Regions from separate parts of the Homo sapiens genome. Here region 1 is linked to region 2. Evidence: chromatin loops called from intact Hi-C (ENCODE). Cell type or tissue: PC-9. All regions are shown on one strand. Links, peaks and the distances in the headings refer to the core of each region. The heading gives the core; the rest is flanking DNA. Region 1 overlaps MSANTD3-TMEFF1 (MSANTD3-TMEFF1 readthrough). Region 2 overlaps CAVIN4 (caveolae associated protein 4).

Region 1 (16,610 bases), core at 5,261-7,760, 71 kb before region 2:
CACCTGTAGTCCCAGCTACTCGGGAGGCTGAGGCAGGAGAATGGCGTGAACCCAGGAGGTGGAGCTTGCAGTGAGCCAAGATCGCACCACTGTGCTCCAGCCTGGGCGACAGAGCAAGACTCCATCTCAGAAAAAAAAAAAAAAAAGGTGAGGAATTTCTGTAGAAAGTCATTAGCAGTATCACAGATTGTTGCTTTCCAAGTTTTTTCTCTGCCACCTGTTCATCCCATGCTGTTTGTATTTACTTCATCTTTTTTTTCCTTCCAGAATTGGTAGTGGTTGATTTGGGGAACTATTAATGTTATTTTCTTGTGTTTGTATTAATGTTTGGGGATAGAGATGCCGGTGAGGTAACTTGAATTATTATATCAAGGTTAGTGGTAAAGGTGAAGGCCATTCTTAGGGGATTTCCACTTCCTTTCTTTCCCTATATATTACAGTGTTCAGAAATTCTCCATTTTACTAAATGTGACAATTTTAGGGTCAACTACAAAGTCAAAGGGGACAGTCTCCAAGGCTGTTCTCACTTCTGACACCAGCTGAGATCAAGAGGTTCCCCAGCTAACCCTAGGCTCAGTAATTTGCTAGAAGGGCTAACAGACTCACTGACAGCTGTTATATGCGTGGTTATGAAGGGAGAGGATACATGTTAAAATCAACCAAAGAAAGAGATGCCCAGAAGATTCTGGGAAGGTTCCAAACATGGAGTTGCTGATTTTTCTTTCCCAGTGGAGGCATGGACAGAGTTAACTCCTCCTAGTTACAGTATGTGGCAGTGCACATGGAGTATTGCCAGCCAGGAAAGCTTGCCTGAGCATCAGTGTTCATAGTTTTTTCTTTATGAGACTGCATCTCACTCTGTTCCTCAGGCTGGAGTGCAGTGGCACGATCATGACTCACTGCAGCCTTGACCTCCCAGGCTCAAGGGATCCTCCCACCTCCGTCTCCTGAGTAGCTGGGACTACAGACACATGCCAACATGCCAGGTTCATTTTTTTTTTGTATTTTTTGTAGGGACAGGGTTTTGCCATGTTGCCCAGGCTAGTCTTGAACTTGTGAGCTCAAGCAATTTGCCTGCCTTGGCCTCTCAAAGTGCTGGGATTACAGGTGTGAGCCATTGTACCCTGATATTCATAGTTTTTATTGGGGCTCATTATGTAAGTATAATTTGATGAGTTGGTTGTGTGGTTAATTGAAGACTCTGGGTCCACTAATACTGTGACCTGTAACCCCTACTCTACTCTTCATGATTGGTCTTTCTAGTGTAACCAGCCCCAACCCTAAGACTTAGACGTGGCCCAACCCCCAACACTAAGTTCCAGTGTGGTCAGCACCCTCCCTTAACAAATATCCTTCTATCAGGTATGACGTAGGTTACCTTCCGGAAGCAGAGGGAAAAGACGAGACCTCTCTTGTAGGAAGGCCAAATTCTTTCTATACACACTAAAATAATCACGTGCTTGGAGAAATTATTATGTTTTTAGTCTAGTAGACTATGATTTGGTGTGGTTCTTATATACTTCTTTAAGTACATTGTGTTTCACAAAATGATCTAGAAATTAAAGAGGAATATGGAGGTTCTTTCCAGTCTCAAATTATGTTTCACTTATGAGGAGCATATGTCTAAGACAGCAAGTGTTAACACCTAATGTTAAACATTAGGCAGCAAAGTGGTAGATTGGGAGCACTGTGCTAGGGTTACAAGACCTCGCCTTAACCTAACTCCAACCCTTATTTACTGTGTGACCTTGGACAAATCACTAAGCCTCTCTGAGCCCCAATTCCTTAACTTGTTAAGTGGATATTATCTCCTGGGGTTGTTAAATAAGGATTGAATGAGCAAAGTTATAAGCTGCTATATTGATTTTATTTTCTGAGTGGGCAGTGTTTTATGTTATTTGGTCTTTTGTGGATCCTATTCCTTGAACTAGAAATACTATTCTCTTTTCCTTATTTGAAAACTCTTTTTCTTATGCTTAAGGTTGGTCTTAAGCCTTTTCTCCTCTGTGAAATCTTCCTTCTGTGACATCTCCTGGCAGAGTTTGTTTATACCTTGGGTGTATTTCTATACATATACCATATTGTATTTCATTCATCTGACATAAGTACCTCCAGCCAAATCAGTGCTTTCTCAGTGGGGAGGTACTGTCTTACCTAGGGATGTGTATCGTAATCTCAGGGTGGGACGGAATCGTGTAGGTTGGGGCAATGCGTACCATTTACAAAATATAACATACAGGGAGAATTCTACCTTGTTATCAGAGTAGCCACAGTATTTAATTTATTTAAGGATTCTAAATGACGAAGGTATGAGATTTTTATATTTATTAAAAGTAGACATGGTTTGAAAAAAAGATTGGGAGTAGTATCTTGTGTACTGGGAATATGTCTTATTTATCATTTTATTCCTCGCATTTACCATGGTGCCTGGCACATAATATGTAACCAATCATTGTATGTGGAATCGAAGTAATAAAGGGGTGTTTTCCTAAGAAGAGTTTGGTCATAAAAACAATTTTGAGTTTCCTCCCTCGCTGTCTTTTTTTCTGTTCCATCACTCTTTCATTTCCTCCTTATTTACTCAGAGAAAATGTCATTTTGTGGTTGATTAATCAAAATTGAACATAATTTAAGACTTTCCATAAAATCCCATGAAGATTTTACAATGGGTACTGCATACAATATATATTTTTCTAATTCCTCCTGTTTCTGTGGTATCTGGGAATTTGATTATTGTCCGAAGGAGCTTGAAGGGAAGGGAACAATATTGTTCTGAGTGTTGTTTTCTGCTCTAGAGGACAATTTGGAGAGCTAGCATGGGTTCTTTAGGATCCAGGGTATCCTCTCCCCTGGCAAGTGCTAGATAAAGCATCAAATTCCTCACTTGCTCTCTCTGCTTTTTAAAATGACTCTGTGCTGATGATTTTACATCATTACCCTCTTTTCAACATGTTCTGTGCTAATATGTTGGTTCCTTTAGGATTATAGAATAAATATTTTACATTAATTGTACTTGAGACTGGCTTCTTTCTGGTAACTTTGATGAAGGCTCTTTTTAATTTCACTAGCGACAAGTCAGGTAAGTCCTTCGGATTGGATTTCCTAGAGGAAGTTAATTTTATTAGTAACATGAAAACCTCAAGCCTTTGGTTCCTTGCTTCCTAAACCTTGGGGCTTTTCTTACCTTTTGGCTTTTGGTCTTTATCCGCAGATTTCCTTAAGAAGATTTTTTTTTTTGTAGTAAGACCCAAAGCTCTTTTCCTGCCTTTCTAATAAAAGCAGCTTATTCATTATTTCTCTCAAGCTTTAACAAAAACTAAAATTTTCTCTTATCTTTTAAATGAGTGGATTAAAATTAATTATTTATATTTAGCCTTTTACTTTACAGTATTTATTGTCTTTACTCTGTGCAAAGCATCTGGGTATGTCCTTAATGGGATACAAAGATGTATGAAATATAGATGATTATGTATCTAAGCAATTTATATTTTAAGAGCAGCATAAAATAAGTATGTAAGAATAAATAAGATATCAAAAATATGAGAAAAGGACTCTTTGAGAATGGATATCACAGTTTTATTTTTGATAGGAAATTTTATTATTTGATAAGATGAAATTTCCGGGAAAAATGTTCATATTCATTCTTTGTTTTTCTTCTCAGATAATGGATCTGGATCTGGAGAAGGAGGTAAGTTTCAAGTACCTCTTAAAGGATATTTGCTTTTCTTTCTTTCTTTCTTTCTTTTTCTTTTTTTTTTTTTTTTTAAATCAGCTTTGAGATATAATTCACATACCATATAATTTGCCACTTGAAGTGTACAAATTCAGTGACTTTTAGTAAATTCACAGTTATATATTCATTAGGATATTCAGAGTTATATATTCATCACCACAGTCACTCTTAGAACATTTTAATAACCTCAAAAAGAAACCATGCACTCCTTAGCCATCACTCCTAACCCAACTCTCCCTCTCAGCTCTAGGCATTCTTGTTTCTTGCATTTTTCTCTGGAAGTTTATTGTCATACTAAGGGGAAGATGTTGTAGTTTCTGTTAAATTGAGGTTGCATCATCCCCACAAGTGATTTTAGCTTGGACCAGAGTATTTGTAACTCTTTCCCATACCTTGCTTTCAAGTTTTTGCTCATCAGGAATTTTCATGGTACAGGGTTAAAAACTCCAGAGGGAGTTGTGCATAGAAAAAGGAAGACTTGCCCAACAACTCTCGTGGAATTTAGAGTTTAATTTAAACCTTTAACAATTTCCTATCTATGTTTTTGATTTTATTTTACAAATATATGAATTATTTCTGTTGTTTAAAAGATTAATATTTGGTAATAGCATATAATGGAGTTTAAATGATCAGAATTGAGATTGACTAATCTATATCATAGTCTAATGAGGCTATAATTCTTAATGAGTATGTACTGTATACCAAATAATGTTTGAGATATTATGGGGTACACCAAAGAACACCCACTTCAGTACAATTCACACTTAATGCAAATGGAAACTACAGTTATGATCCTTTCAAAACTGCCTGAAACCTCACTCCATACGTCTACATTTCATAGAATCTTAAAATTTCAGAGTTGGAAGGGACTTTGAAGGTCTCCTGGAGAATAGGAGAACTGTCCTGAGGAGAAATTCAAGGATGACAGTTTCAGCTAAAAAAAAAAAAAATGATTAAAGCTTTCAAACAATAGAATTTGAAGTAGATGGACATGTTCAAGCAGAAGCTTTATAATCAGGTGTGAAGGATCAGATAATAAATTCCAGATCTTAGAGCTGGAACAGATTTTAGGCGATCATGTAGTCTAGCCCCTGTGGTCAGGTATTCAGTTAGGAAACTGTCATTGTCATTGTTCCTATATTAAAGAAGTGAGAGTTGATCTCAAGATTTGCTTATATAATACAATATTGGGCTGGGCGCAGTGGCTCATGCCTAAAATCCCAGAACTTTGGGAAGCTGAGATGGGAGGATCACTTGAGCCCAGGAGTTTGAAACCAGCCTGGGCAACATAGTGAGACCCTGTCTCTACCCCAAAAAAAAAAAAAAAAACAAAAGGCCGGGCACAGTGGCTCATGCCTGTAATCCCAGCACTTTGGGAGGCCGAGGCGGGCGGATCACCTGAGGTCAGGAGTTTGAGACCAGCCTGGCCAATGTGGTGAAACCCCGTCTCTACTAAAAATGCAAAAATTAGCCAGGCGTGGTGGTGGGCGCCTGTAATCCCAGCTACTCAGGAGGCTGAGGTAGGAGAATTGCTTGAACCCAGGAGACAGAGGTTGCAGTGAGCTGAGATTGCGCCACTGCACTCCAGCCTGGGGGACAGAGCGAGACTCCTTCTCAAAAAATAAAAAAATAAAAAAATTTAAAAAAGCCAGGTGTGGTGGTATGTAGTCTCAGCTACTTTGGAGGCTAAAGCGGGAGGATTGCTTGAGCCCAGGAGGTTGAGGCTGCAGTGAGTGGTGATCACGCCATTGCACCCTGTCTCAAACAAAACAAAACAAAAAATGCTGGATATCTTGCCCTGAGGATGTAGGTTGACCATTTTTAAAAAATTTTTTTTTGAGAGCATGAGTTAGAAGGGCTAAGTGGTTTGCCCCAGTTAATATACAGACCTTAGTGAGCTCATGGTAACTGTAGTATTTCTGAATATTATGATGTTTTGGGGCCTCAGAATTACTTAGGATGATAATCCCTGGTATCTGTTTGGGAGTATTCATGAGAGTTTAGGGGAATATTTCTATTTAAGGACAGGCAGACACCAAAAATTAGAAGTTCGGAAGCATTACCAAACAGGCATGGCAGATTTGTGTACCTTTTTTAACACTATCTTTATTATAAGACACCCCCTGAGGCCGGGTGTGGTGGCTCATGCCTGTAATCCCAGCGTTTTGGGAGACTGAGGTGGGCGGATCACAAGGTCAGGAGTTCAAGACCAGCCTGGCCAACATAGTGAAACCCCGTCTCTACTAAAAGTACAAAAATTAGCTGGGCATGGTGGTGTGAACCTGTAATCCTGGCTACTCAGGAGGCTGAGGCAGGAGAATCACTTGAACCCAGGAGGCAGAGGTTCAAGTGATTCTCCAGGCTGAGATTCATCCAGGCTGAGATTGCGCCACTGCATTCCAGCCTGAGACTCCGTCTGAAAAACAAACAAACAAAAAAAAAAGACACTCCCTGAATAGTACTCTTTTTCAAACCAAATTCGAGGGAAATCCCTTGAATGAACTGAAATCCTTAAGTTGATTTCAGAACTGATCTCCCTGGCCAGTTTGAGATTATCAGGATATGATCCACTCTAGTTGAGACCCACAAAGTGTAAGGCCCTTTCAGTGTGGAATGTGAGCTGAGTTTGGGGCTGGAGGTATTTAGTGTTTTTATTTTTTTCTTTTGCGTTGGAGCATAAGAGACCTGCATACTTTTGTATCTGCATATTTTTGGCTGTGCTAAGTGACCAAGTAGAAAAAGAAGAAAAGTCCTTTACAAAGAGACCCTTTTCCATTTTAAAATTTGGAGATAAGTATTTTTTTTTAAACTCTGAAATTAGTTTTTATGTAGTTAGAAAGACAAGTATGAAACTGATGTGAGGAAAAGGTGAGAGTTACATTCTTTTGTGGTCAGGCGCTTATCTGCTGACCAGCTTTGCACAGGCTGATTGCAACAGGAGGGTAATCACAGGACTTAAATGTATTGCTCCTGTCTCTTTTCTTTCTCCCTTATTCAGTGTTATATGGTAATTTTTCTTAAAAAAGCAATTCATTATCAAACCTACTGTGTAGTTCTGCCTACATAGTTTAAGGGATCATTTTTCAGCACCAAAACTTGTTTTCCTCACAAAATATGTTGTACTCAGTACTGGCAACATTTTTGAACTTCAAGCATTGGTAGATTTTGGAAGTGACTGTTTTCAAGAGCTCAGGTACATTTTCCTCAGAAACAGGATAATGACTGCTGAAAACATGAAGCATATCTGGAAAGGATCCCAACTTTTGGTTGTAAATTTGATTTTTCTTTTTAAACAGAAGAGGAAGGGTCAGGGGCAGAAGTTCACAGAAAACACTCCAAGTGTGGACCCTGCAAATATAAAGCTGAGTGTGATGAAGATGCAGAAAATGTTGGGTGAGTTGGTTGAGGGGAAGGGACAAAGTTATTTAGAGATTAATCATCAGTATGATTATATTGTGGAAAGGTATCATTTACCTGGTTCTGTATCTTTTGTGTGTTTTCAAATTTTTTTTTTGTTTAATGCTAGTCTATTGACTTTTAAATTGATATAATACTATGGCTATTTAAATCAGTTTAAGTGTTATAATTTTAGAATGATAATCCATTTATAGTTTTCTGGTTTTATCTATGCTTTTCTTCCTCCCTGTAGTTTTATAGTTTTATGTATTTTATACCAAGTGCTTTTCTCACTCATGTTCAGCCTTCATTAAGGTAGGTTTTGTAGCTGACAGCACTGTCTGTCCAATTTCCCATTCATTCCCTGTAAGAAATGGTGTTCTTTTTTAGAACAGTAAGGCTGCAGACATTTATCAACAGTCATGTTTGATTTTTCCTTTCATCAGTATTCTTATTTATTTCCAATATCATTCTTCTTTCATTTTCCTGTGGTGCTGGCTTTTTGCATATTTGATTCTAAAAGCTTTAATGTTGACTTTAGGACCTGGGAGCATAAATGGATCTTCTTCACTTCCTCAGTTTTCACTTAGTATCTATTTTAAAACATTTATTTCCATAAGATATTTGTGCTTTCTTCCTTACTTGTACATATTTTTGGTGTGTATTTTCCAGTTCCGTATTTATTCAGCCCGTAACTGCATATTCGAGCCTTTCACTGAACAGTAATAATATGATCTAATTAGCATTAATGTCCAAAGTTAGTTTTGCAAATTAAGAACACTCAATTTTCAGTATTATGTACAAAATCAGCTATTTGGATGGCACTTGGTAAAATTGTATTAATTTATTTGGTGCATATTTCAAAGTGGGTGAGAACTGGCAAAAGACAAGTAAGTTCAATAATAAATGAACTCAACAAAACCTGAATTTACTGTTTCTGCATATTGGTCACATAGATTGACCCATGTCCATTCATTTCATTCAGAGTGGTTTGATTTGGAAGAACATGTTTTCCAAAGCAGATACTGGCCTATAGAACAATAGAGAAATGATGAGCAATATGGACTTACAGAGAGAACTGATAATAGATATTATGCTGTTTCTTCCTTTTATTTTGTACTAATGATATGGCATGATGAAACACCTTAATATAGGTATATGTGTCAGTATTTTTCCTTAGTACTCTTCTGTATTAGTGTTCAGAGTCAAAATAGCTGTCAGTGATTGATTGGCTTGATCAATTGGTCTGTTTTTATTCCTTTCGCGGTGCTTCTATTCATCCCTATTTTATACATTTTTCTATTATCATTTTTCATGCCTAAATTTAAAAAGATGGAGGTCTTTTGCTTAGAATTGAAACATATTCCATCTAGTCTCAGAAGTGGCTCCAGATGTGACATCTGCATAATAGGCTGGGTGCAATGGCTCATGTCTGTAATCCCAGTGCTTTGGGAGGCTTAGGTGGGAGGAATGCTTGAGGCTGGGAGTTCTAGACATCTACATGATAAAATACATATCTTTATGTAAACACCTCCTCATAGTGTAATATGTAGCCTATTCCCAATCAGAGCAACTCTGTTGTGTTTACTAAATTAATTTTTTGTGTGTCTATTTATCTGAGAGCTTGCCACCACTATTGTTGCAGATACCAGCTCTAAGCATAAGGAAGTGGACATAGACCATGGAAGGGCTTACCAATAGTAAGGAGCATGCAGGCTCTTACCAGCAGGCTAAGGAGCACATAGACAGTGACAAGCAGCCAACGTCAGGCAAGGAAATTGATGCAACAAGAGGAAAATACGAAGGAAGCAGTTGGTATCTTTATCTAGAAAAAAGTGATTAAGCTAAAGTGTTTGATCCTTCTATGGAAAGAGACAAAAGGAAATGTTGGTAATATCTAATCTTTTAGTCTGTAAAGCACTTGTTACTGATTGCAGTTGTTTTAACAGTGTAAATGTATCTCAGTGGTTATTTTTTTTTAACTTTTAAATGGGCCATGGTACCAAGAAAGTTATATAGTGGTTATGTAACTCCCTCAAAGCACCTTCCATGTGTTTTTCATGGTTGCTAACCAGGTGAATAGTGATGTATCTAAAGGTAATTTTTACCTATCCAGCTGGGCCGTTTAGGTCTGGAAAATGGAAAGCTGCAGAAATATGACATTAGCCATTAAGTCTTGATTTTTATATAAAAACCTATTATTTATTAAGATGTTACATAATTTCCTTATTAAAAGATAAACTTTTAGTTATTAAGAACAAAAGCTCAGTTTAATTCAAGTAGTTCTGTTATGACTTAATTATTATGAACTGCATTGGAATCAGAGTATTAAGGTAGGATCTTAATATTTATCTTCAGGCAGGGCGCAGTGGCTCATGCCTGTAATCTCAATCTCAGCACTTTGGCGGGCAGAGCATGAGGTCAAGAGATCAAGACCATCCTGACCAACATGATGAAAACCCGTCTCTAATAAAAATACAAAAATTAGCTGGGTGTGGTGGCATGCACCTGTAGTCCCAGCTACTCGGGAGGCTGAGGCAGGAGAATTGCTTGAACCTGGTAGGCAGAGGTTTCAGTGAGCCAAGATTGCGCCACTGTACTCCAGCCTGGCGATGGAGTGAGACTCCATCTCAAAAGACTAAATAAATAAATAAATAAATAATAAAAAATTTATCTTCTAGTCTGATCCTCTCACTTCAAAGATGAAATCATTGACGACTAAAGTCAGAGGGTTTGATGTGGGTATATTCTTCTAATTAATAGTACAGTGCTTTTCTTACCATCTGCCTCTTTCTAATTTTCCTTTAAAGAAAAAAATTCCCGGAAGGAATGTTATCTTCTTTTTCCTACTTTGAGGACTGCTGCCCAGTGACTTTTTTTTTTTTTTTTTTTTTTTTTTTTTAACAAAAACACTGCCCTCTTCATCAGCCTGGTCCCAGCTGTGATTTCTTTACTTCTGTATTAAGTCTTGGTCACTCTGAGTACTAGCTGCTTTTAAATTCTGTTAGTTCTTAGCTGGCATCTAGAAATCAAATGCCTATTTATTGAATTTCTTACCAGTGACTTTCAGTCTTTTTTGACTACACTTCATGTAAAAAATACATTTGCATTGTTATCCAGCACTCCTGTTTATATACACATGGTACTAATAAATATTAAGTCAAACAAAATTCTGTGGAATAGTACTTACCTTTATTAAATGCAATGTACTCTAATATTTTCTATCCTACTTTCTTATAAAATACTGGCAGTGAACCACTAAATTGACTTCATAATCCACTAGTGATTATGACCTACAGTTTGAAAAGTATTGCTCTATAGTAAACTATAATAGATGTGTACTGCATGTATTTTTTTAGGTGTAAGTATTCATTTAAAATTTTATTGTATGCCAGCTGTGGTGGCTTACATCTGTAATCTCAGAACCTTTAGAAGGCCAAGGCAGGAGGATTGCTTGAGCCTGGGAGATCTAGGCTGCAGTGAGCCATGATTGCGCCACTGTGCTCCAGCCTGGGTGACACAGCAAGACCCTGTCTCCAAAAACAAATGAACAAACAACCCAGAAAATCAAATGTACTTTGTCTTTTCTCAATTTGAAATGTCTTTCCTGTCAGAAAAAATGTTATCCAACCTATCTGATTTGCAAAGAGCAGCTAAAATCTTTCTCTTGCTTTTAAAAATTCTTTCTCTTGCTAATGGTTGTTAAAAAAATCTGGCATTTTGGTGAGGGGATAAGTGATACCGTGTAAGTTAATTTTCTGCTATTAAGAGAAGTGCTTTTTTTAAATTTAGCCATTTAAATAGAAATTGATTTAAATACATTACATACTTCTTTGCCTTCTTAAACAGAATATACAGAACATGTTTAACATACTCTTACAATTACATATGTAGTATATTACAGTTTTCAGAGCATTTTTTACACATAATATATTTTTAAGCTATTCTGAGCAGTTCTGTTTGGTAGTAGAGCAAGGAAGTATTATCCTGATTTTTATAGGTGAAGGTGAGTTCAGAAAGGCTGAATGGAGAACCAGAACATAGGTCTCATGACAAGGAATCAGTCTATTGTGTTGTGCATGCACATGTAGAGGCCCATGATGTGTGGTTGTTTCACTGCTGCACTTAAGGCTTCATTTAGCTTTGTGTTTTGGGTTCTATATCTGTTTTTTAAAAATGTTTTCTTCTCTCTTGTAAGGCTGTTAGCTGCTGCTTCTAGATGCTGTCAGTGTGCCTTGGCAATGAGTTTGACTGTAGATGCCCTCAATTTTTAATTTGCTTCTCTGCTTCCCTGGAATAGGAAACAAACACTCGCAGAAACTGTATCTAAAGTAAGAATAAGTTCTAAATGTAAAATAAGAGTGTATAGGTTCTTCTGAGTGAAGTGCGTGAACTTTATTCATTGTATGTGTTTTATCTGTCTTGTCTGCTCAATGGCTATTGTAATTCATTTATAATTTAAATTATTTTTGCTTCTAAGAGGCTTCCCCCTCACCCTTCCTTCCTGAAACTCACTGCATTTCTTTGATGGCATCGTGGGCTTTGCTTGGGTTTGTGACAGTTATGTTCGTTAATGCTTACCTTTCAAATTTATACCTAGAGGTGTAGGTGGTTGAGGCTCCAAGAAATATGACTCCCCACATAAGTGGGTTTCAGTATTTCACTGTGACCACTGTGAAACAGTGCATAGACTTCCTACTGGGTCTTAAAACTTGAAAACAGCCTTCCTTTACAGCAACTTGTATTTCTTAAACCACATATTCTTAGTACCACACCCCCTCACTTTCTAAACAGTATTTCTAATCTGTCCAAGGCCGAAGTTATTGTTGTAAGATAGCCATCAGCTGCTTCTCTGGATAGTGGGGACACATAATCATAGGACTCCTTCACTTCAGTACCTTTTATATACCCGACCTAAATCCCTGCCCAGGAATGGTGTGAGGAGTCTGTAGAATCATCAGGCCTAATGCCAATACAGGTGAGTTATAAAAATCCTCCAGTTATTCCTTTTGAACTTTGTCTGCAATGCACTTTATGGAAATAGCCCCTGCTCTTCTGCCTTTTTTATGTCAGTCTCCTTTTTAGAGATGCTGTTTCCATTTATCCCCCTGAGTGATATAAATATCTCAGAGTTGCTCAGAGAATCATACAGGTGCAGGGTATGGCAGACAACATGGATAACCAGTTTAATCCACCTGCTGGACATCTTAGTCATTTGTGGTACCATTTTCTGTTTTGATGCAGATTTCTGGTCAGTACTACAATATGACGAGTCTCTCCCTCAGAAGGTGCAGTGATATCTTTTCTCTTGTGTAAACAGAGTAATGCTACACATTTGTGTCCTGCAATATATCCTCCTTTCTGGAAGCTTCATGTACTTTTTAAAACAAGAACTGAAGAAGTACCTTTTCTATCCTTCTGTTTTTATTTCCTCCTAATCAGAGATGGCAGTAATTTTTGTCATTTAGCACTGCCTTATTCTGGATATTTTAAAACTATTTTTAGGTTTAGTAAGTCCCTACTGTAGCCCCTTAGATTATAATGGAAAAATAATTTTGTGTTGTTTTTTAAAACACAAACATTATTAAGCATTATTTTATCCAAAGTATAATCTGGATGTTAGTAATGACAGGTTCCTTTATCCAGAAATATCTTCTTTTTTTTTTTTTTTTTTTTTTTTTGAGACGGAGTTTTGCTCTGTCGCCCAGGCCGGAGTGGAGTGGCACAATCTTGGCTCACTGCAACTTCCGCCTCCCGGGTTCAAGCAGTTCTCTGCCTCAGCCTCCCAAGGAGCTGGGATTACAGGTACCTGCCACCACGCCTGGCTAATTTTTGTATTTTTAGTAGAGATGGGGTTTCACCATCTTGGCCAGGCTGGTCTTGAACTCCTGATCTCGTGATCCACCTGCCTCGGCCTCCCAAAGTGCTGGGATTACAGGCCTGAGCCACTGCACCTGGCCTTCCAGAAATATCTTTTTGAGACCAAGTCTTGCTCTGTCGCCCAGGCTGGAGTGCAGTGGCATGATCTCGGCTCACTGCAAGCTCCGCCTCTGGGGTTCACGCCATTCTCCTGCCTCAGCCTCTCGAATAGCTGGGACCACAGGTGCCCGCCACCACACCCAGCTAATTTTTTGTATTTTTTTTTAGTAGGGATGGGGTTTCACCGTGTTAACCAGGATGGTCTTGATCTCCTGACTTAGTGATTCGCCCGCCTCAGCTTCCCAAAGTGCTGGGATTGCAGGCGTGGGCTACCACGCCCAGCCCAGAAATACCTTCTTAAAGTCCTTTGACAGTTGCCAGTAAGAGAGTTTTGCCTTTAAAATGCAAAACTCCGTCTCCCCATAATCTCTTGCAATTTTCTGAATGCACTGTTATTATTGAACACTTTCTTACCCACTTTGCCCCTGTTATTCCCTGTGCCTGGAGTCCCATTCCTGTTTATCAGCTTATTTTAACTCCTATTCCTCCTTCTAGCCTTAGATGCCGTGTGACTTAGGTCAGATTCACCACCTCTTCTTATAAGCCTACCTTGCGTTCTCCCACAGTTCCTATGTGACCATATTCTGTGTCCCTCCTTGGTCTTGAAAAAGCAACCTCTGCATAGCACTAAGTAGACTGTGAGCTTCCTGAGGGCAGGGACTTTGTCTTGCTGATTTTTGTCTTGGGTAAACTGCCTATAAGGTTGGGTATCTTAGGATGGACCCTTTTATAGGCCTTTGTTGAATTAGTGGCAATCGACACTAGGCCTTTATTATTCACTTAGAGCTGCTTACAGGGTGGTTGTAAGGATTTAATATGTGTGAAAAAGACTAGCGTTGAATTTGTTGCAGGCTTTATTAGGTGTTTGTTAAATCTCAGTAACTTGACATGAATTAGTTTAAGCCAATGTTTTCCTAACTGCTAAATAAACTTACTATATTGAGAAGAAATGGTACTTTCTATATAGGGTTAAGAAAAAAGGAAGCAAAAGTGTGGATGTTTTTCAGTAATAATACCATTCAGATGTGCACAGTATTTGATAGATTTCAAAGGACTTTTTACAAAATCTTATTTGATCCTGTCAGCAGTGTTTTGAGGTATTATCCCTGTTTTAAAGACTTGGAGTTGTGATTTGCCAAAATTATAGTGCTAAATCATAGAAGGTATTGAATTTATGCATTCATTTATGTATGTATATATGCATTCATGCCTTCGAAATTTAGTGCTGCCAATTCAAAAGCTTAAAAAGGCTCTAGAGTGAAAGGTCTCACTTCCACCCCTGTTCCCAGTCACTCAGTTGCCTTCACTAGAGACAGTCACTGTGATCTGTTTCTTGTTTAATCTCCTGGGGTATTTTATGTATGTGCAAGCAGATATGTACATATATTCTTTTATTTAAAAAAAAAAAACTAATGGCATCACACTATACCCGTAGTTCTGTACCTTATTTAAAATCTTTATTGTAAAATGTATACTGTATACAAAAGTGTTTAAACATACATGTGCAATTTAAGGAATACCTGTTAAAAACTACCTATGTACCTAACACCTAGGGTACAAAATAGAATACTGCTATTATTTCCAGTACCTTGTGTTAACCTAGCCATGGAAGGAAAGGGCAATAGTGCCCACTTAGAGAGGAAGGCTTACGGAAGACACTTTGAACAGCCTCTGTGGCAGGGTCTGGTTTTCAGCTCCTCAGAGAGTTTACAAGGTTCCCTTTTGGGGAAGTCAGTGGACAAAGCCATGAGTATTGGAGTCACAGGGTCATGGAGAACGTAGGCTCACTATAGTTGAGGCATCTGATAGGATTCTAATGTCTGGATCACTGGTAGAAATGTGATCAGAATGGACTGCTCTGCTCTGTGTTGTTTACTTATAATCTCCCCATAGCTCATCTTCAGCTGTCAGGAGTATGTCAATTAACTGAGTGGGTTGAGTTGTTCTTGCAGCAGGACATGGAGGGGAGAGCAGGAACTTCATTATCTTCATTTATTTTTTTTTATTATACTTTAAGTTCTGGGGCACATGTGCACAACGTGCAGATTTGTTACATAGTGCATGTGCCATGATGGTTTGCTGCACCCATCAACTTGTCATTTACATTAGGTATTTCTCCTAATGCTATCCCTCCCCCAGACCCCCACCCCTGGCAGGCCCCGGTGTGTGATGAGGAACTTCATTATCTTATGGTCAAGCCAAGCCAACTGCAGATAAGAATCTGGGCCAGGCTTACCTGGGCAGTCTATCTTCTGACTGAAAGTTGGGTACGGTAGCACTAGGCATCTTAGTAATGATGGCCATCCACACAGCTGTCTATAGAGTTAAACTATTTCATTGTGGACTGATTGCCCTCTACACCTTGTATATAGCTGTCATCCCAGGATCTCCCTTCAGTGTGGTGTCTTTTCCAACAACAATCGATTTTCCAACTCTCTGACACTACCTAGATGTCCAACAATTCAATTAAATTCTGACAGTAACTACTTGGAGTTAGCGCAGACCCACGGTTAAGGACTCAGTCCCATAAGACTGCCCCCGCTTTATAACCAGCTGCAAATGAGGTCCCCAGGCTACCCCCACTTCTGCCCAGATGACCATAAATTTTGGAGTTCCCATGCCCTAGCTAATTTGCTAAAACACAGAACTTGGGAAAGCACTATACTTATTATTTGTAAAGGATACAAATGATCAGCCAGATGAAGAAGTACATAAAGCAAGGTCCAGAAGGGTCCTGAGTGCAGGAGCGTCTGTCCCCATGGAGTCAAGTGCACCACCGAGATGTGCTCCCTCACCGGAAGCTCCCGAACCCCCCGTATTCTGAGTTTTTAAACTGAAGTTTTATTATGTAATCGTGACTGGTTAACTCATTGGTCATTGGTGATTGAACTTAACATCCAACCCCTGTCCCCTTCCCAGAGGTAGAAGAATTGGGGTGGGGCTGGGAGGCAGAAGTTCTAACCCTCTAATCACTGTGGTTGGTTTTTCTGGTGACATTAACTCCCTGCCCCCTCACCCCATGAGTCATCTCACTAGAATATAAGAACTCTCCTATCACTCAAGATATGTCAAGGGAACTCTATACCAGGAACTGGGAACAAAGACCATGAATACTTATTATTATACCACTAGGATCTTCCTAGAAATTCCTTTGTCTCTCTCTCCTATATAGGGTACTGTATTTCTTCTATTTTTGCTTCTAACTTCTTGGTTTTACTCTCCTATTTTATTACTTCTTTTAGCAGCTTCTTATGAAAAGGTGTGAGATTTTAAAAACGTTTGAGACCTTGTTTGAAGTGTTTAGGTATTTTTATTCCACACCTAATATTTTATTCAGAACTTTGCAAGTGCATAATTCGAGCTGTGAGACAAATTTCCCTGAGAATTAAGAAAGTGTTGCTTTGTTGTCTTCTAGCTTCCAGTGTTGCTGTTGAAGTCTAAAGCCATTCTAATTCTTGATCTTTTGTATATGATTTTTTTTCTCTCTTGAAGCATGTAGAGT
Region 2 (14,056 bases), core at 1-2,500:
CTGGGCCCCATCAGTGAGCTCTACTCTGATGAGCTCAGTGAACCAGAACACGAGGCAGCCAGGCCGGTGTATCCTCCCCATGAAGGAAGGGAAATCCCCACCCCCGAGCCTTTAAAAGTTACTTTTAAATCTCAGGTGAAAGTAGAGGATGATGAATCTCTTTTGTTAGATTTAAAGCACTCATCGTAAAGAGGAATTAAGTATATCCTAAATATGAATCTCCTAATCATGCAGTTTTAGTTTGAATAGTGTAGTCGTCTACATTTCTGTGCCATGTAGGAAAACATAAATGTATTTTTTTTCTTATATTTAAAATCTTGAAGATAATATAAATATTATTATCACTCTTTCTCATGGCAGCTGTGGATTTTTTAGTTCCTTTCTCTTGTCCACCAGAAAAATAGTTTCCTAGGTTGGGCCAGTTACGTGTTTGGTAAGGGCAACTTTGCGGCCGTCATTTGCAGGAGAACTCTAAATATTGGTTAGGATTAATATTGTGGCCAGCCTCAAAGGGGAATAACTCATGTGTGGGTTATATCGTCCAGATGTTCAGATCAACAGATTTGTTAGTAAATTAGCAGTCACACCCCTTTTTTGATGCTTTCACATTAAAAAATTGAAGTTTTGGACTTGAGCATTTGGCTCTAGTATCATAGCTTTACTTATAAGAAAACCCTGGGCAAGTCATCTGCTTATTCTCATCAGTAAAAATGGAGAGGGTTGGCCTCTGCTGCCTGCCTCAGAGGACTGTTGTGATGATCAAAGGAAATGGTACACATTCTGGGGGAACAAGAAGCACACCCAGAGAAAACAAGCCTCATCAGTTCCTCCAAAACAGAATGGAAAGAGTTACACCTTCTGAAAAAGCCCTCAGCACCAATCAATAAGGTCCTAGGTTGGAGAGAAACTAAAGCTGGTCTTCAGAAGCCTTTTCACAGAATCAAGAGTGAAAAATAAGTAAATGTTTGGGTGACCACTTTTTCATCAGACTAACTATATCTTGGGTTTTAGTTGGGTCTCAAAATGTTCCCCAGCCAGACCCTTTCTAATTTCCTTTTGATTAAGATCTTTGGTGGACTATAGCACTAAATTTGTTTAAGCAGTATGAGGCATAAAATTGTGACTATGTTTCTAAAGTCGGCCCTGATGCATTGGGTTTGGAAATGACCACAAATATTCCTGTTTTCCTGAGTGTACCCTTCAGGGTCCAGCTGTCCAAAACAGTGTTGATAGGAGTTCATCATAGCTGCTTTGGGAGGAAGCCAGATTCTCCTTATCTTTTAGCTTTAGATCGTGGAATCCAGGAAGTAGAACAATGTCTATTGTTGCTAAAGAAAGAAAGAAATGGGCCGGGTGTGGTGGCTCACGGGGAGTAATCCCAGCACTTTGCGAGGCCGAGGTGGGTGAATCACCTGAGGTCAGAAGTTCACGACCAGCCTGACCAACATGGCGAAACCCTGACTCTACTGAAAATACAAAAATTAGCTGGGCATGGTGGCATGCGCCTGTCCCAGCTACTCAGGAGGCTGAGACAGGAGAATTGCCTGAACCCAGGAGGCGGAGGTTGCAGTGAGCCGAGATTGTGCCACTGCACTCAAGCCTGGGCAAAAGAGCCAGACTCTGTTTCAAAAAAAAAGAAAAAAAGAAAAGAAAGAAATGGTAGTACTGATTCTGTACTTGAAGGATGTTTAATGTAGCATGGTGTTGTAATAGAGAAGAAATGATGAAATTGTTGAATTTGAAGAGTTGGGACAACGATCAGCTATCCCACTTTTTTTCTCACTTTCAGATCAGTTTTTGGATAATCATATGGTAGTTAAAATAATAAGTGTACACATATACACACAGGCATACATAAATCGGCTTTAAAATATTTGACTCAGTTACTCAGATGTTTGGGTTTGGGAGTCTGATTCAGCATCATTTCCTCTTCACCTTGCATGAATACATGAAATCATAATATCGTTCATGTTGTTACCTTTTTATATTGAAAACTAAAGTGTATACAACATTGGATAACACTTTCAAATGAATAATTTTAAAATGTTTTTATGACATTTTGGAAAGATCTTGGGTGCCTAATCACATATTTTCTTAAGAACCATAATAAATTTGAATTTAAGAAAATGTTATTACAACATTTGATGTTTGTGTCCTATAAATATTTTTACTAATAATGCAAACAGTGAATGTAAAGAAGTTACAAGCTTTTTCTTTTTTCTAGCCCTATGCAGAATAAATATCAGTTGACCTGAAATATTTTTCTGCAAACATTACTGTCATGGAATTTTTGTAAAGTCAGTTTGCTTACTGATTCATATATAACCAGACTTGACATTTTATGGAACATTTCACATATAGCTGTATTTGAATTTTGATGAGGAAGGAGTTATAACCTGGTCAGCTCTTCATCATGGTAGACTTTGTGCAACCCCAAAACACTAAACAGTTTCATGTCCCTGGAGGTTTATTGTAACCTTGTACTGCTTTCTTGGTACTAGGATTTTCCCTCCATGTTGCTCTGTTTCTCTACATTTCTTCCCATATTTGGGACATTCCAAATGCTACATTCATAATTTATTATTCCTTTAACTTAATTTTCTTGGTATAAAAATAATGGGCTGCAAAGTCACACGTCCCGTTTGACATCAGGAATATTCTAGTCAGTGTTTGTATTTTTAAAGTTTCAGATAACAGGGACAAATTATTTTACCTATTCATGTGTATTTTAGAAATTATACATACCAGATTTTAAACAGTGTATTCAAATAAAACCATTGGCAAGATTCCTTGCTCTGAGATAGAACAGTGTAGCATCTATAGACACCAGGGGGCATGGAGCCACTCAGGCTCTTCTGCAGAGTAGACAGGATAGAGTAGGGGGGTGCAAGTCTGTCTCCGGCACGCGATGATCCAGGTCTTTCCTCTGAGTGGGTGATAGCCTGATTGTAGCTTACAGGTTAGAGAAGCAGGGCAAACAACAAAGTACATGAAAATTCAAGGCCGGGTGTGGTAGTGCATGCCTGTAATCCCAGCACTATGGGAGGCCAAGTCGGGCGGATCACTTAAGTTCAAAACCAGCCTGGCCAACATGGTGAAACCCTGTCTCTACTAAAAATACAAAAATTAGCTGGGCGTGGTGGTGTGCATCTGTAATCCCAGCTACTTGGGAGGCTGAGGCAGGAGAATCACTTGAACCCGAGAGGTGGAGGTCGCAGCGAGCCGAGGTCACGCCACTGCACTCCAGCCTGGGCAACAGAGCAAGACTCCTTCTCAAAAAAGAAAAGTACATTCAGCTTGCTGAAAGTGTACTTGTGGTGTGTGCGTGTGTGTGTGTGTGTGTGTGTGTGTGTGTGTGAATTCCCCGAAGCCTCCATAAATTAAAACTACAAATCGAGATAAAAATACAAAACATTTTGATTTCATTCTTTGCCTTCTATGCACATTAAAGGGTTTGGTTTAGACCAAGACCTGCAGTTCATTGTGATTCTATCAGCCAAAAAGCATGAGTCATGTTATGTAAAATATTCCACAGAACCATTGTTAACTGTGCAGTTCCATTACATGAAATCATTGGGCTCATTTTTCTTCTGAGACATGTTTACTATAGCTTATTGAACCCTGCTAAGAAAATTATAGATCATGATTCCCAAATCGGCGGAATGACCATTATGGTCTCATCCTCAATTCTGTTTGAATTTGGGGCATGGTAGTCCCTGGTCTGTAGTGAATAAAAAATGAAAAAGCTTCATGCTAAATTTTGTGTGTTGTTCTTGTGGCCACCTCTGAATTATGTTGTCTCAGGATTTGTAGTTGTCCTTCCCAGGTCAGAATCCGTCATTGTATTTCATAAGCAGTGGCTAGGAGATCTAGGATAACCACTTCACTGTGCATCTCTTAGGACATCCAAGGATCCCTAAGAGGGTAGACTGGAGTGGCAGAATATCCTCACAGTTCGAATTTACTTTGGGCATCTTCCTAAAATCAACCACTTTTGTCAAAATGCCCTCCCCAAATGCTCTGCCACTTGATGCCTTTGCCCATGCTGTATGTCTTGGAGCACCACTTTTCCCTTTCATTCTGAGAGATGCCCTTCAAGTTCACTGAGAATGTCAATTCCCTAATTTTAGCTTTCCCTGGTCCCTTCATCCCTAGGAAGGGCAGGACTAATTACTCCATATATATATATGTATGTATATTATATACACACACACACACAGATTCTGTGTGAGGCACTGAGGATTCAAAGATGAATGGAAGTTTCTTCTTCCCCACCCTTTCCTATCTCATATCTCAGGCTCACAGTTCTGGGAGACAAGCAAAAATTCAGCAGTGTGACTAATGCTATGTATCAGATGATGGAACTGCAGAGATGGAAGCTGTTTATAGAGTATTTTGATTATGCATCTGCCCTAGCACTTGCTCTGTATTGCAGTTTATTTGTGTAACCGTCTTCTAGACTAGACTGTGCTTCTTAAGGTCAGGGACTGCATTTTACTCATCTCTGGGTCACCAGCACTTGGAGAGCTTCCCATATGCTAGCCGTCTGTATTATGAATCCAGAGATGAAAGATGTGGTCCCTATGCTTAAGGAACTTTTCTCTTGGTGGAGGAGATAGACACATCATGTTCAGATTTCAGAAAGGATGATAGGGGAACATAGAGGAAAAATATCTCACAATCTGGGGAAATGCTGTCGGGGAAAATTAGAGAAAGTGTTGCTTAACTTGGCATTTGAAGGCCATTTGAGTCAAGAATAGAATTCAAGGCAAGATGCAGCTAGAGAGATTGTATGAGGGTGTTCTGAGATTTATGTCAAAGGCCATAGAGAGCCATTGAGAGATTTTAAAGGATGTCCTATTAACAGACCAGAGGCAGATGGACCAGTTGGTAGGGGCCTTGAATTTTTCCAGGTAAGAGGAGTACCTGACGTAAAGCAGTAACTGAGCTATGGAGGGGTCAGCTTGACTGCGGGTTGTGATGAGAACAAATGACTGCCAGGTTTCTGAGTTGGGTAAGTCGCAAGTGGTGCCAGTCACTGGGACAGGAAATATAAGACTGTTCTAAGACAGCGCTCTCCTGATGCTTCTGTCTCTCCTCTGACAGCCTTCGTTACTCATCCCTCAGTGTGGCTGAGGAACAAAGGGGAACTATGCCCATACTCCAGAAGCTCCCCCACTAGAGGTCTGCCCATTCCAGCCATTGTGGCTTCTACCTATGCGTGAAGAAGCCTCCTTTGAAGGGACCCTTTTCTGGCTGTAGCAGGTGCCTTGCCATCTCCACCAAGATGCGAAAGTCCTTGGGAAGCAGAACTGCCTTGCAGATCTAAGGCCATTGTGAAAGCTGCTTTCCCATCTGTGTCTTTGCTCAAGGCCAGATTTCTGTTTGTTTCTGTTTGTGTGGTCCAAAGAAAGGCTACTTCTGATTCTTAGAATACATTATCATTTTCTAATCTCATTTTTTGTTGCGCACCTGAGGATTCCAGACAAAGCTGTGCTTTATTCCATCTGACATCACAATAACAGTTGCTGTGACCAGCTGCATAGGTCAGGGCGAATTGCCCAGGTTCATGTAGCTTCTCCAGTCAGCTGCCATGGTGGCAGCAAGAGCCTTGATCTCATTGCGGGTACTTGTTTTCAAATTTAATCCCTCCATGTCTGTCATATTAGATATGAGTCATGGCATCAAAAATGTATCAGGGGTTCAAGGTGGGTTTGATGCAACCCATTCTTCCCCTCCAAGTTTCTGGCTTATGGAGAGTTCATACAAGGATTGTCAGGAAAATGGAGAACACCTTTATTACAACCTGAGCATGTGTTCAATAAATCCCCCCAAAGTAGGGCATTTAGTAAATTCAGCTGGCGAATGTGGCTTAGGCCCTCCCTGGGACCTGCATGCTCTGATGTGGTGGCAGGTAAGCAAGGTTTACAGAGCAGGAGCAGAGTCCATTTTCTCAGCTAGCAGTGAAGCCTGCAGGCTGGCTTACATCCTCAGCCAGGGAGAGCAGTGGGGATGGAGTGCCTTCTCTCTGTGGTCACCTCCAACTCAAGTGAGCAGGTAGCAAGGAGAGGGGAGGTTGAGAGGCCAGGGCCTCTGGGTCAGAACATGGGGTCCAGTTTGAAGCCACAGCCTCGTTTACACTTCTCAGGCCTACTATGCAGAGTTAAACAGAGCCCACCGAACCTAGCTTCTCCATGTTGAGCATCCCTAATCCAAAAATCCGAAAACTGAAATGCTCCTAAATCCAAAACTTCTTGAGTGCAGACAAGACACTTTAAGGAAATGCTCAACCTGTATAATGCCAGATTTTAAAATCCAAAAAAATACCTGAAACACTTCTCCCAAATACTTGTTCCCAAGCATTCAGTTACAGGATACTCAGCCTGTAGTGCTTCTGAGGCCTGTTGTGGACACACTGAATTGAGGTATGTGTATCTTCAGCGGGGACTAAGTGAGGACCAAGTGGAAGGTAGGCAAGTTGGATATTACAGATCCCAGCCCAGAGATGAAGGCTGGATAACACATTTGTTGAAGTATAGGTAAGTGCAATTGTGAGTTTTCATGCAGTTTGAAAGGAGTGGATAAAGATCTTTTATTTGTCAAACTTCTAAAATATTCTTCTGAACAATTGTTCTTGGGCTCTTATTTCAAAAATTATATTCTGCCGATCAGTCTGTGACTGTCATTACCTTTGAAAGGGCAAACAGTCTCTATCCTCATTCTGGTTTCTAGCCCCTGACAGAATCACTTTAAGAGGAACATTACATATTGTTCTAAGCTGAAATTTAGAACTACAATGAGCACCCCAGTCTGAAGAGTTTGGCTCAGTTTGTTACTGTGAATCCATTGAGGTGTTACTCCTGGCTGAAGTTTGCTTAGTATTATAAGGCAGCCAAGGTCTCCTAATAATGTCATGGGCCAATATTCATAACTTACCAGGGTCTAACTAGGCTTTTTATCTGAACAGGCTTTAAATTCTTAACAAACTCTGGTTATGTAAATATGTTGTTTTAGGGTAAAATAAAATCATTGAAATGAGTGTATCACTTTAATTGTATTAGCACCTTTCAAGTGGCCACATTTGTTTGGACAGTTTCCATAAGGAGAAGAAATAAATTAACAGAATTATGCATGGGATGTGTTCCTTTCTAGTTGAAAGCAATAGAGAAGATTTCAGAGGGAAACATTCATATGCTGTCAGCTGCCAAGAAATAGGACTATGTTTTCTTTAACAGGAGAGAAAATATCTCAATAAATCATAAGTTGTAGATTTATTAGGAAAATGCACCAACATATTCTCTGCTTGAAACTCATACATCTTACATAAAAGGAAATCATCAGCATTTCAGACACACCTTTATTGGAGGGTAAAATCACTTAAGATTTGCTAGTTGCCTATTTTTTTTTAAATCATCTTTTCCAGCGATAATCTGCTAAAGCATCCTTCCACCCTCTTTGTTCTCCAGAATGCCAGCCCCTCTCAAGGTAGAGGAGCTGGAGAAGCCTGCACTGGGCCGGGTCCAAGGAAGCCTGTGATTTACTCCTGTGGCTTGATGAGACCAAGTCATGTGCATATGGTGGATTATTTTTCCTGACTTTGTCTCAAAATTTTGTGTAGAAAGGATGACGATTATTAGATTTTTCCAGGGGCTTGAGGTATAGGAATGGGGAAAATGTATATGGAAATCATGAAACTGAATTATGAGTTTTGGCAAAAAAAAAAAAAAATTCTCAACTGTGAATTAAAGGTCAAAGGCAAGGACACTGTAAATTGTGCACGAGGAGGAATCTGGAGAAGGGTAACCTGTGGCCTTTGTTGTCATTGAGGACAAAGCAATATAAAATGCAAAAGAAAATGGGTTTAAATGCAGGAGAAGGGAATCGGGTTAATCACAAAGAAAGGCTTCTACTCCAGAAACATTTCCATCTGGAAGTTCTAAGAATTGAATGAACAATCTTGTATTTGGAGGCAGAGTAGTAAATGAAGTGCCTAGAGAGAAATGCTGCATGCATCGTGTTTCTGTTGTTTCACAGTTTTTCATAGTGGGCAGCCATATTGTTGTATTCACCTCTCTCCCCTTATTTTTATTATTTATTTATTTATTTGTTTATTTTTTATTTTTCTGAGAGTCTCACTCTGTCGCCCAGGCTGGAGTGCAGTGGCGCAATCTTGGCTTACTGCAAGCTCCGCCTCCCGGGGTCATGCCATTCTCCTGCCTCAGCCTCCCGAGTAGCTGGGACTACAGGTGCCCGCCACCATGCCCAGCTAATTTTTTGTATTTTTAGTAGAGACAGGGTTTCACCGTGTTAGCCAGGATGGTCTCGATCTCCTGACCTCGTAATCCGCCCTCCTTGGCCTTCCAAAGTGCTGGGATTACAGGCATGAGCTACCGTGCCCGGCTTTTTTTTTTTTTTTTTTTTTTTTTTTAAGGCGGGGCTTGCTCTGTTGCCCAGGCTGGATTGCAATGGTGCAATCATAGCTCACTATAGCTTCCATCTCCTAAGCTCAAGTGATCCTCCCACCTCAGCCTCCCAAGTAGCTGGGACCGCTGGGACCACAGGCACATGCCCACCATGCCTGGCTATTTTTTTTTTCTTTATTTTTAATAGAGATGAGGTCCACTATGTTGCCCAGGCTGGTCTCACATTCCTGAGCTCAAGCAATCCTCCCTCCTTGGCCTCCCAAAGTGCTGAGATTACAGTCATGAACCACCACACCTGGCCCAAATATCTCTCTCTTTGTAAAGCCTTTTAAAATTGTGTGTGCATTCTCTCTGAGATTCTGTAAGTGCAAAGGACTTACTGTGTTTCTCATTAATAAGATAATAGGTATTTAATAAGTATCTACTGAATGAAAACAAATGAATGCCTCTTTGAACTATGGCCTCTTCTCTGAATATCTTTGAATTAGGATCATTTATTTGATGAGTATTTTTTTGAGCACCTCATGTAAGCCTGGCACTCTTCTGGGAGTAAAGTAGTGAACAGAGCCCTTGCTTTCAGAGATTCCAGAGAAAGACTAGTAACTAGCAAATATAGTTATGTTAGGTGGTGATAAGTGCTGTGAAGAAGAAGTCAGGTAAGGGGGCAGGGCATTATGAGTGGGGGTGGTGCAGGCTGCCACTATTTTAGAAAGGGTGTCTGGGAAGGCCTCTGGTAAGGTGACCAGAATGTTTGAATCTGATAGTCAATCATTCAGGTGTTTCTAGGAAGAGTTTCAGTTGTGTTCAGGAGACAGTGTGGTTGAAATGGGTGAGGTGGGAAATGTGGGAGCAGTGGGGTGTCACAGGCTGTTCTAAGGACTTTGGGTTTTACTCTGAATAAGAAGGGGACCCATGGGAACGTGTTAATAAGAACGACATGATCCAATTTATTGTATTTATACTCATTGAAAAAATCCAGCCATTGTGTTCATACAAAAAGCTAACTACAGTTCCTGCCTTAGTTTACACTGCAAAGGAAATCACCCAAACTCCCAAGAGTTTTCCATTCCATGTCCGCTCCCCAAGCCTCACTGCAGCTCAAGGCTGACATCTAGTGGATATTTTCATAATTGTTTATGCACAGGCAGTTTGGAACCTATCCACTGTTGATTAAGAATAGAGGGGGAGGTTTAACATAGAAAATGACAAACTGGATGATTAGTAGAATACTATAGTGGATTTGCCTCTGTTTTTCTTTGGCTCTTATTCAGGTAAATTTACATTTATCTAGCATATATTAGCATGTATTAATTAGAACTGGGTTCAGCTGCCAGAGATTAGAGCATCAAAATCATGGGTTGGTAAGGAGGAGAAAAAGTATCAGGTGGGATGAGCCAGGAGAAAGTGTCCTGGTTCTAGTGGTGGCCCTCAAAAGGTAGCTGTGGTTTGTTGTATGGTGTTAAGGGTGTGTGTATTCCAAACCTGTGCTTGCATCAGGTTGGCATTGATTTACAAAGGGAGTCTACTGCGAAGGGCATGGTGGAATGAAGTTGAAGGCAGCATGGAGATACTGAAAGTTGTGAAGTTGAGTGTTTCCAAAAGCTTAGGTGGGGTATTTCAATGTACAATCAAGAGCTTTAGCTTTATAACTGGAAAATTGGCTTGTGTCTGCCATTTACTGACTGTGAGAACTTGGGCAAATTATATTATCTGAACCCAGTTTCTAAATAGTACCCACCTAAAGGTGTTATATTAAGCCAGATATTTTATGGAAAGCACTTAGCAAACTTAGCATTTAGTAAGCAGTCAAAAATAGGTGTTATTGTTTAGAGGGACTACAAGTAGCCTCTAGAGATAGAGAAGGAGGCTATTGTAATAGTGGTATCTGCATTGCATTTTTTTTTTTGCCCCTAGCATTTAACATTAACAGAATTTAACTTGAAACCATTTTGTAGATGTATATGATCCATTTTATCGACTTTGATTGTGGGCAGTTGCATATTCTGCTTAACTAAGACATAGCATTTTTACTACACAGAGATCACAATCATCCAGTGGCTTTCATAACTTTTAGGAAAAAAAGGCTCAAATATGAGCTCTGCAAGATCTGGCTCCTGCGTGCCTAACTTCATCCTCATCTCTTATTCTTCCTCCTCAGTTTCTGCATTCCAGAGACTGGCCTCTCAGGTCCTCCAATGCCTTATCCCACCTGTCTTAGGACCTTTGCATAGGCAATTCCATTTGCCTGTCCACACTCTTCCCACTCCCCTCCCAACCAACTAAGAATACACCTAGTTAACTTCTATTCATCTTTCAGATTCCATTGAAAATGATACTTCTTCAGGAAAGCTTTCCCTGCCTCTACGTCACTCCCTGACAGGGAAAGCCTCCCCTGTTACACAATAAGAACACTTATTGTAGTTTAAAAATATATATTTAGGTGGTTATTCACTCAGCTAGATTGTAAACCTCTTGAGCACTGGCACCGTGTCTGCTCAGCCCATTGCTCTGTCCCTGCCATGGTGCCTCAGATAGAGTAGTCTGAAAAGGGAGGGATTTTATTTGAAAGTTAAAATGTAGAAATAGATAAAACACTTGGTGACCGAGTATGAGGGATGTAGTGGGTTCTATGGTGACAATCACATTCCCTCTAAGACTTGGCACTCATCCCTCCAGATGCTGGGAGTTTTGACGGCTGATGGCTCTCGCCCAAGTCTGTCTCCAGGAATTGCCCTCAGCAGAGAAAGCCACCTCACCCAAGGTCATGCCCCCTCCTGAGAGCAGCCCACATTGAGTGACGGGTTGACTGAGGGATATGTGTGTGGCTTCTGGCTTCAGCGTGGAACAGCTCTGAAGGACCTTCCTGGGTCCAGAGCTTGCCATAGCATTGGCTGAGGCCCCGGTTTAAACCTCACTAAGTGTTCAACTCCTTGTCTCTGTCCTTCATCCTTCAGCCCTCACAGGTGCTGTTCATGAGAGCATCACTCAATAAGCCACCTACAATATCTCTGAGTCTGTTTCCTAGGGAAGCCAGCCCACAGCTGGGCATGATGGAGAGGGAGGAGTCTAAGGTGGCTCCTGGATTTCTGGCTTGAGACAGCACATGATGTTATCCAGTGAGAAGAGGGACAAAGAAGAAAGTGTACAGAAGTTGAAGCAGGTTTGCTGGAAAAGATATGTTTTGGGGGTGCTAAGTCTGAGGTGCCTGTGGGATAGCCAGGAGTTTGAAGCTCAGAGGAAAGATCTAGACTAGAGGTACAGATTTGGGAGTCATCAGCAAGGCAAAAACAATGGCATTAAGGAGATCTTCACCCCATAAAAGTGTGGAGTGTGAAAAAAAAACAACTAACCAGGAAGCATGTGTGTGGGAGCCAACAGAAATGGGCAGGGGAAGGAAGACACACTTCTGGCAAATATAGTGATCAGAGAGTTTGGAAAACCGGGAGTGTGAGCATTGTGGATGACAGAGGGATTTGCAGCAGTTTCAGATAGATGTGTCAGGAGCTGCAGAGAGAGCAGCATGGAAAAGTGTTCATTGGGGTGCATGACAAGGTCGCTGAGGACCTTGCTGAGAGCAGTTTGAGTGGAGTGGGTAGAAGCAGCCAGATTCCAGTGAGTTGGGGAGATGGGGTGGGAGGAGAAGAGACAAATGTGATAACCTTTGATAACGCTCATGAGATGGGGACAGGAGAGGTAGGTAGGGACAGAGCACAGAAAACAGGAGGGTATTTGTAAATGATGGGGGAGATGAGCTGAAGGAGAAGGCCCAGCCAAGAAGGGGTAAAGCGAAGGCCGCAGGTGTGGCAACTGGTTAAAATTCTTGAGCAGGTGGAAGAAGACTGAGCAAACAAAATTAATCCTGGAGAGGAAGAACCAAATCTCAGGCGCCAGAAGTGACGGAAGCAGGTAACAACAGCCACAATTTATTATGCTCTTTATTTAAGGCAAGGAACTTTAAGTACTTTAACCCTCACAACAAATCTACTCTCGAATACCACGCACCTGGCCGGAGCTGGTGGGGCTGCGGAGGCCTGGCCTCTCTCCCTGGAGCCCCGCCCAGTCCCCAGGTAGGCGGGGGAGCGTACGCTTCCGGCAGGACAGGGTGGTTCCAGAACCCACCGCTCGCTCTCTTGAAACCGGCTCCGCGGGCAGGAGGAGGGAATTTTGCATTTCCCGCAGTAAGCGCGCCGGGGCCGGGGAGGAGCCACATGAAAAGCGCTAATGGCGTAACGCATGCGCGCCGCGGAGAGCCGGTGCAGAGCCGGCGCAGGCGCCGAGGTCTGCGGGGCGGGTGTTCTCTTCCCGTCTCCGTCAGCATCCAGGTTCAGCGCCCGGCTTGAGTCCGGTTTGTTTTGTAGGAATTCCTGTTAATTCCTGTCGCAGTCTAGCCGTCTACCAATAGGAAATTTGTTAAAATATAGTGATGTACATATGATGGGCTATTTTCGCAGCTCCACTCACGCAAACCAGAAATGTAAATTATTCCCTTGTCTTGGTCTCCTTATAGTTGAAAAATTATTCTCTCCTGGCACTGTTTTATTTATGGCTGGCGACTGAGCTGTTTAAGCTTTGCAGTTTCTGTCTCGTTGGTTGAATTAGACTTACGAACAAATTGTCCATATGATGACAAGAGGGCAATGATGACTGAGTTTTTCCTGGGCCAAGCGGGTCAGTGGTAGGGAGTTGGCTACTTGGAAAAAAATTCTCCTTAAGACACTTCCTCTCGAAGGTGAGAGCTCAGCAGAAGGGGATTGGGGCCTCACTGTCAGATGCGTAAGTTGAGGGGGTTGTCGTCAGGAGTCCGCTGGAGGGGAGGCATTGCTTGAGGAAACTTTGAAAGGGCTCCACAAGAAAAAAAAAATCAGCCTTCAGAATTTGCCACACCTGAAAGGCACCATTGTGCCTCCAGATTTCTTGGATGGGAATCAAACAGCAGTGCACTGCATCCCTTGGACTGCAAGCTCCCTGAGTGGTCCCTCAGAGGCCCTCTTTGGTAAGCTTGAGGTTAGAAGCAGGCCCCTCACACCACCTCCTTTGGTTGCGGGTTCAGCAGATCTCTCCAAAGGATCCTCACTTGACCTCTCTTCCCATCTCTATTCTTTGACCTCATATCTTCTTTATGGACAGATAATGAATTCAAGGTTTTAGCCAAGTCCTGCTTTGCAAATCCACCAGGATGGTCTGTTTCACTACTGATTCTGAGATATGGATTCACACTTCCAAATGAGAAGAATTTTAGTTTGGTACTGCAGCATTATGCAAACCAACCTACAAGCAGGCAACACTTTCATGGAACAAAAGAGCTTACTCAACTCTTAGAAACCACGACTACCCCTACATTCAGATTTGTCGAAATCCTGGTTCCACCAACCAGCAGAACTCAATTCTAAGCGATTCTTTCTCAGCACACTTCCTATGTGTGCCATTATATTGAGAGAGCTGAATTCAGAGGAGTATCAGGAGAGGGAAACTGTTCTTTTCCCACTGACCATCTCAGGCATATTCTTACAACTTCTTTCGTCACTCTCAGATAATAAAAATTTTTCTAGTTACTTTTAGACCCAAAGTAATCTTATTTGAGTTATGAAAATTCCAGTCCAATATCAAAATCATATAACAACTTTCTCTATCCA

Evidence for each region. Peaks named below come from ENCODE experiments on the same cell type or tissue, not always from the same donor. Only the 100,000 strongest peaks of a DNase experiment are listed, where the experiment ranks them.
Region 1: it touches region 2 in a loop (4-fold over the local background); 47 of 110 quality-filtered maps call a loop at or near these places.

What each region holds. Positions count from the first base shown.
Region 1 is chr9:100,509,646-100,526,255 of GRCh38, forward strand. It overlaps MSANTD3-TMEFF1 (MSANTD3-TMEFF1 readthrough), which reads left to right. Exons shown (of 10, transcript NM_001198812.1): 4 at 3,662-3,688; 5 at 7,030-7,126. TMEFF1 (transmembrane protein with EGF like and two follistatin like domains 1) reads left to right here. Exons shown (of 10, transcript NM_003692.5): 4 at 3,662-3,688; 5 at 7,030-7,126. Among named protein-coding and RNA genes, the nearest start is that of TMEFF1, 45 kb to the left of the region's middle. RefSeq lists enhancers at 4,737-5,237, 5,238-5,738. In PC-9, for the core only: no CTCF peak of the experiment used is centred there; DNase peaks (open chromatin) are centred at 6,346 and 6,636; H3K4me3 peaks cover 1,319 bases; H3K27ac peaks cover 2,101 bases.
Region 2 is chr9:100,586,263-100,600,318 of GRCh38, forward strand. CAVIN4 (caveolae associated protein 4) reads left to right here. Exons shown (of 2, transcript NM_001018116.2): 2 at 1-2,127. The coding sequence ends at 189. Among named protein-coding and RNA genes, the nearest start is that of CAVIN4, 15 kb to the left of the region's middle. RefSeq lists an enhancer at 12,485-12,779. In PC-9, for the core only: no CTCF peak of the experiment used is centred there; a DNase peak (open chromatin) is centred at 1,329.